Linked DNA regions of Homo sapiens: region 2 is linked to region 1. A link is an interaction called in ENCODE POLR2A ChIA-PET data of the cell type or tissue named here. Cell type or tissue: IMR-90. All regions are shown on one strand. Links, peaks and the distances in the headings refer to the core of each region. The heading gives the core; the rest is flanking DNA. Region 1 overlaps LOC112267858 (a long non-coding RNA gene). Region 2 overlaps COL1A2-AS1 (COL1A2 antisense RNA 1).

Region 1 (2,915 bases), core at 316-2,815:
ATCCTCAGGAGGGAAAGGAAATCAATAGTACATTGCAATGGCTTCTGAATCTTTTCATATTATCTAATACTTTCATCTGTGGGTAAATTTGTTGCAAGGTTCACAAGATTAACTGAAGAAGTTTACACTGTTATAAAAAAACTAGAAAGTTGTTAAAAGTTACTTCTTAGATTGCGTCTTTTAATTAAGAATAAATTATTAGCAGATCTTTGTTGTCTTAGTGTTTCAACCTTAAAATAGGTAACAGAACATGAACCAAGTAAATATCAATGTCAGTTTACAAGTTTGTATTGCACTAAACTGTTATGAAGCAAAACAACTAAACTTTAATTTCTGCTTTCAGGAAAACTTTTTACTTATGTAACTAATCTATCAATTCATGTCATACTAGATTTGGGGTACAAATTAAGGTTATGCTTCACTTAGTTTTCATTAACACCGTTTCTTTGTATTTAAACAGGCTACTCCTTTTTTTCCATTTCTTTCTGATACATTATGCATATTTAAACAAACAGAACAGAAACATTTAGAAATAAAAGTATGTGATGGTTTTCCCACACCAGTGTAAGCATAGGATGGTGGATTCCATTGAAAAGTCTGAGTTTTTGGGCTTGGGTGGATGAGGGATTGGGAAGACGGATCAACTCCTCAGAGCTAGAGTTCTTTTCAAGTGTGGCAGTCAGGGACACAGACTCCTCCTCCTCCTTTTCAATGGCCCAGTTTTAGAGTTGGGTTGCTACTGCTGTCTGTAACTGTTATCTAAGAAGTTTCAAAGGTATCTACATTTAGTTTTGTTGGCTTTTTGAACATTTCTTTAAAACTTGTCCTTGGGAAAGTTAGCAAGTTTGGAAGCTGCCCAAAAATCTGGAACTGGGGGAGGGAGAAGGAACTTTGTTTTGATTGTTCTTTTACTTCATTGTCTGGCTCTCCCTCCACGCCCCCTATCTCTGTCCCTCTTCCCCATTCCTCCCTCTCTTCCTCTGCTTCCTCCTCCTCCTTCTCCTTCTCCTCCTCCTCCCTCTCTCTCTCTCTCTCTCTCTCTCTCTCTCTCTCACACACACACACACACACACACACACACACACACACATTTTTGGAGGAGAGCTGCAGTTCCTCACACAATTTCCCTTCTCATCCGTCTTGAAACATTTCGTTTTCCCCAAACCTGAGACAACAATACGATGATGTATAGTATGGATGTGTGTGCATGCACGTGTGTATGTGTGTGTGTGTTTGGTCTGTGCTGTGGAAGGACTGAAAAGAGAGTTGACTGGGGCTTCTCCTCCAGGCCTCAATCTGGCATTAGTCCATTTCTCTCTTTTCCCTAGGTGGTCTTAGATGATGGGGGGAGGAAAAAGTTTTGCTGTGTCATGAATTACGCTTTTAATTTCCACAGGCTTTAGAACATTCTGGCCCTCTCAGTGAAAAACACTTGTGGCCTCAGAGCTTGGAGGTTGGAAGTGGGGGAAATATTCCCTTCAGGCCCTGTGATGACTTTTCACAGTGGAAGGCTGCAGGGCTCTCACAGGGGGAGATTCCATTTGTCTGAGCCTGCAGAGTGTGAGTCACTGCCCAGGGAGGGCAGAGTTCAGCCCGAGGAGCTAGTGAGCCCCTGCTGCCTTAAAGGCACAATGCAGGGATACCGCTGAAGGGAGGGGAAAGTGCTAGCCACCAAGCGACTGGGCTAGTCCTCAGTAATTTCTAGCTGCATTATTTATGTGGGGGTCATTAGGAAACCTAAATTTCAGTGAAAAGTCAATCGTTTACTCAAATTTCCCTGTACAGAACAGAGAAACACATACTGGATTTTACAAGCCTTTGTGAAATTGAGGTCACCTGCATCATCCACATGGAGAACAAGAATATTTATTGTGTGATTAAAGTTCTGATCCATAGGGGGAGGAAAATCATTTGCATGTCACAATTTTTTCCGCCTCCTTAATTTTCAACCCACTCACCTCATAAATTAACAACAGGTAGCATCAATCTCTCTTCAAAATATGTAAGACACTTGTAACCTTGATGGGGCAGGGGGGCTCTTCGGGTTTCACCAGCTGGTGAGAACAGGTGTTGTCATTAACTTGAACACCCACATCTTGAAGTCCAAGACTCTGCTTGCCTGGCTGCAGGAAGTCCAATGTGTTAGAGAATCCTACTCTAGATGCATTTCCAGGGAGTGTGTACGTATACTTATAAATCCTTTCTTGTCCTTTCTTGCTGAGATGACCCCTAAGTTACCCAGCAGCCTAGGGCCTTGACAGACCCAGAAATGCCTTTTGCACTTGCCATTCTGACTGCATGCATCCTGGGCATTGCTACCAGGATTTGGACATACTGCCACTGCCATGATTCGCGTTGGAGGAGCTAGAACTCAGGGACACTCCCACACAGGAACTATTATACTGTCACTAACCTGCGGCCACTCCTCGGAAGCGGAAAGATGCCAGTTATTTCTGTGATCTGTTCAGTTTATGGGTGGGGGTGGGACAGATTATTTTCCCCTGTACTTGACAGGTTTTAGATATGTATGAAGAAGTAACTTATATTTAACATTTTTATTGGAGAAACTTTGATGTGTACTTCAATTTACTAGCTATCACCTTTAAAACTCTTTGACATGCAGAAATTTTCTGGTTGATTTTTCATTGTCTTTTGAAGGTTGACTCATTTAGAAATGACGTGACATTTGCATTTGAAATCAGTACTGTATTTATTTCATTGTTCCGAGCCTTTCCAAATAAATCTGTGTGTTTTTTTCGTAGGATAATTGTGAGAAAAATAATAATGTAACAACCGTTTAGGACTCTGTGGGTTATTCATAGTTCACAACGCTTCCAACTTCAATCTTCACAAACTTTGTTTGGAATAGCAAAATGACCATGTTCCACAAAAGGAAATATTGTACTCCAGTACCA
Region 2 (2,915 bases), core at 283-2,782, 75 kb before region 1:
ACTGACTATGGATCTAGAAATTGTTAGGAGGAAGCCTGATTGTATCCAACGTAAGTGGGCCATGGGGTTAGAAGTAGGAAAAGTGAGGCCAGACTGGCCACTTTTTCAAGAAGTTTAGCAGTAAAGGAAAAATAGGATATCTTCTACAATAGAATTACAAACAAAACTTTTAATGATGACTGTTCTTATTGGATGGTAGTCATTAAGGAAAGTAATGTGTGTTTGTGTGTGTGTGTGTGTGTGTGTGTGTGTGTGTAGGTGTATACTATTCAGCAGTGTCTTCCAAGCCCAGATCTGCATTTAAACCACTGGAGGAACCAATCATGCTTTCTAAGGCCCAAATCAAACTACTGAGTGAGACTTATTTATTTATTTATTTGGAGACAGAGTCTCACTCTGTTGCCTAGGCTGGAGTGCAGTGGTGCAATCTTGGCTCACTGCAACTTCCACCTCCTGGGTTCAAGTGATTCTCTTGCCTCAGCCACCTGAATTACAGACATGTGTCACCATGCCCAGTTAATTTTTTTAATCTTTAGTAGAGACAGGGTTTTGCTATGTTGGCCAGGCTGGTCCCGAACTGCCGGCCTCAAGAGATCCACCTGCCTTGGCCTCCCAAAGTGCTGAGATTAGACTTAAGCCACTGTGCTGGGCCTGAATGAGAAATTTTGAGGCTGGGCCCCATGCATTTGTAGGTTAAAAAATGCTCACAGACTGACTTAAGAGTTTTGGTATACCCAGAGACCTTGAGCTTCAGAAAATAGTTGATATCTTTATGGGGGTAGGGCTAATATGCAGTTAGGTTGTCAGAAAAAAAATTGCAAAATGAAAACTACAATAAGAATTCAAGATGTGGCTAGGTGTGGTGGCACAAATGTGTAATCCCAACACTTTGGGAGGCTGAGGCTGGAGGATTACTTGAGCCCCGGAGTTCAAGACCAGTCTGGGCAACATAGTGAGACCCCTGTCTCTATAAAAAGTGAAAAGATTAGATGGGTGTGGTGGCACATGTCTATAGACCCAGCTTCTCAGGGGGCTGAAGTGGGAGGATCACCTGAGCCCAAGGAGGTCAAGGCTGCAGTGAGCCATGATCATGCCACTGCATTCCAGCCTGGGACATAGACCCAGGCCCTCTATCAAAAAATAAAATAAAATAAAATAAAAATTCAAGATGTAAAGAAGTAAAAATAGAAGACAAGTATCTCTAATTGAAGACCAACAGCTACAAAAGTTGTAACTTTATATAGATTTTCTTTTTTTTCTTTCCTTTTTTTTTTTTTTGCCTCAGCAAGCAACGTGGACAATTTTATGAAAATCTATCATCAGAATTCCAAGGCATGTTCCTTTCTTTTTTTTTTTTTTTTTGTTGTTGTTTTGTTTTTTTTTAAACTGGGCTGGGGGAAAAGGGTAAAAAGAATGTGATTTGTGAGGCAAGCTAAACCTCAAGAATTTTTTCAAACTAAACACTTTTTCTAACCATTTGATGTCTGGAAGTCTGGATATTGGGGGCAGGGAAATTAGCAGAGCTGTGGCTGTAGGACCATTTGTCATTTCCTGGGAGGTGCCTGTGCTTAACTCTTAAGGGAAGCACATTTGAATACGCTTCTGGGCTTTAACCAAGAGGAGGTCCAACCCTCCACTTTTTCTTTTTCAGATTGGTGTTTTCTTTCCCTACTCCTCAGTGGAAAAGACTGGCTTTCCTTGAGGGAGACGCAAATAGTAGTGCCATTTGGATGTCAATGAGACCAACACTGTTTAATGCCTCTGTTTTCACACTTTCTTGTGAAAATCCAAAACACAGAAACAATGTCACATTTTATTAATCATATTTAGATAGGAATGCATTCATACTGTTGTGTTGTGTGTATTTTCACAAGAAAATCTTTGTCAAAACTGAGTCTGGCCTTTGTTTTGAGACTGGTATGCCAGGAAAGGGTTACAAAATCCTGTTTCTTCTTGAAGTATAACAGCTGGTAAGAAAGCACAGCATCTCCCTCCCTCCCAGCCCTGGGGTTGTACTAAGTAACTCACTGCCAATACCATCCCCCATAGCCTCTCTCCGCTTAGTAAAATCCCTTGCAAAGTTGATATCCAGCAGCAAGCAAAGGAAGCAGCTTGGGCTCGTTAGCTTTAGGAAGACTGAGGAAAAGATTGTCCTAGTTAAGGAGGTTTTAAATGCAACAACTTGTATGAGATCTCCAAGATTTGTTGTTAGAGTGTTGTTCCTGAAAAGGAACAATTCAAGATAAGGAGTGGTCTTAGCCTTATTGAGAGCCTGAGTTAGAACTGGAAGCCCCAAACCCAAAATCACAATCAAGTCTGAAAGCTCTACCTCTTCAATTATGTGAACACCACTTGGCAGCTTTTTGCTGAATGCGACTTACAGTAGATAACAACTTCCATTGTCCCTCTAATCAATGTCTTACAGAACTGAGCTTGCTTGCTACAAATAAACAGGGACACAAAAATGAAGTGTCCGCAAAACGGCACACCCTTGGGTCAGCATAATAACCACTTAGGTTGAGGAGAAATCCACATGATTCATGAAGTCCTTAACTAAACACATTAAGAAACTATATATTACAATCTCCCCAAGTTGGAATAAGTGATTTAAGTAGCAATCAGGAAGGAGAGGTTGAAATGTTGATCTCAGAATGGCCTTTCTCTCTCTCTCTCTTTCTCTCTCTCACATAAATCGTCAGTGTGTAACCCTCATCTTTTGAATAAAATTAAGTCCCCGAGGAAATAAAAAGCAACTCATTTAAATCCAAGGATTGCCTGGGTGGACCCAATACACTCAAATGCTCATGTGAAAGCCACCAAACTGACTTAAAAGGCAGCAGTTGGGAAAACAGAGAGAGAGAGATCAGAAAAGTTTTATAAGTGCATACATTCTACTACAGAAAGGATGGCTGGTT

The links. ChIA-PET counts read pairs that join two places held together with the same protein. Peaks named below come from ENCODE experiments on the same cell type or tissue, not always from the same donor. Only the 100,000 strongest peaks of a DNase experiment are listed, where the experiment ranks them.
Region 2: POLR2A ChIA-PET joins it to region 1 with 25 read pairs; 6 of 35 experiments call an interaction of 5 or more read pairs at or near these places.

What each region holds. Positions count from the first base shown.
Region 1 is chr7:94,299,837-94,302,751 of GRCh38, reverse strand. The region is part of intron 2 of LOC112267858 (a long non-coding RNA gene); the gene reads left to right. Among named protein-coding and RNA genes, the nearest start is that of COL1A2-AS1, 91 kb to the left of the region's middle. RefSeq lists an enhancer at 1,297-2,496. In IMR-90, for the core only: a CTCF peak has its summit at 1,599; DNase peaks (open chromatin) are centred at 871 and 1,531; H3K4me3 peaks cover 408 bases; H3K27ac peaks cover 2,425 bases.
Region 2 is chr7:94,374,493-94,377,407 of GRCh38, reverse strand. The region is part of intron 5 of COL1A2-AS1 (COL1A2 antisense RNA 1); the gene reads left to right. Among named protein-coding and RNA genes, the nearest start is that of COL1A2-AS1, 16 kb to the left of the region's middle. In IMR-90, for the core only: no CTCF peak of the experiment used is centred there; DNase peaks (open chromatin) are centred at 1,507 and 2,007; H3K4me3 peaks cover 1,088 bases; H3K27ac peaks cover 2,500 bases.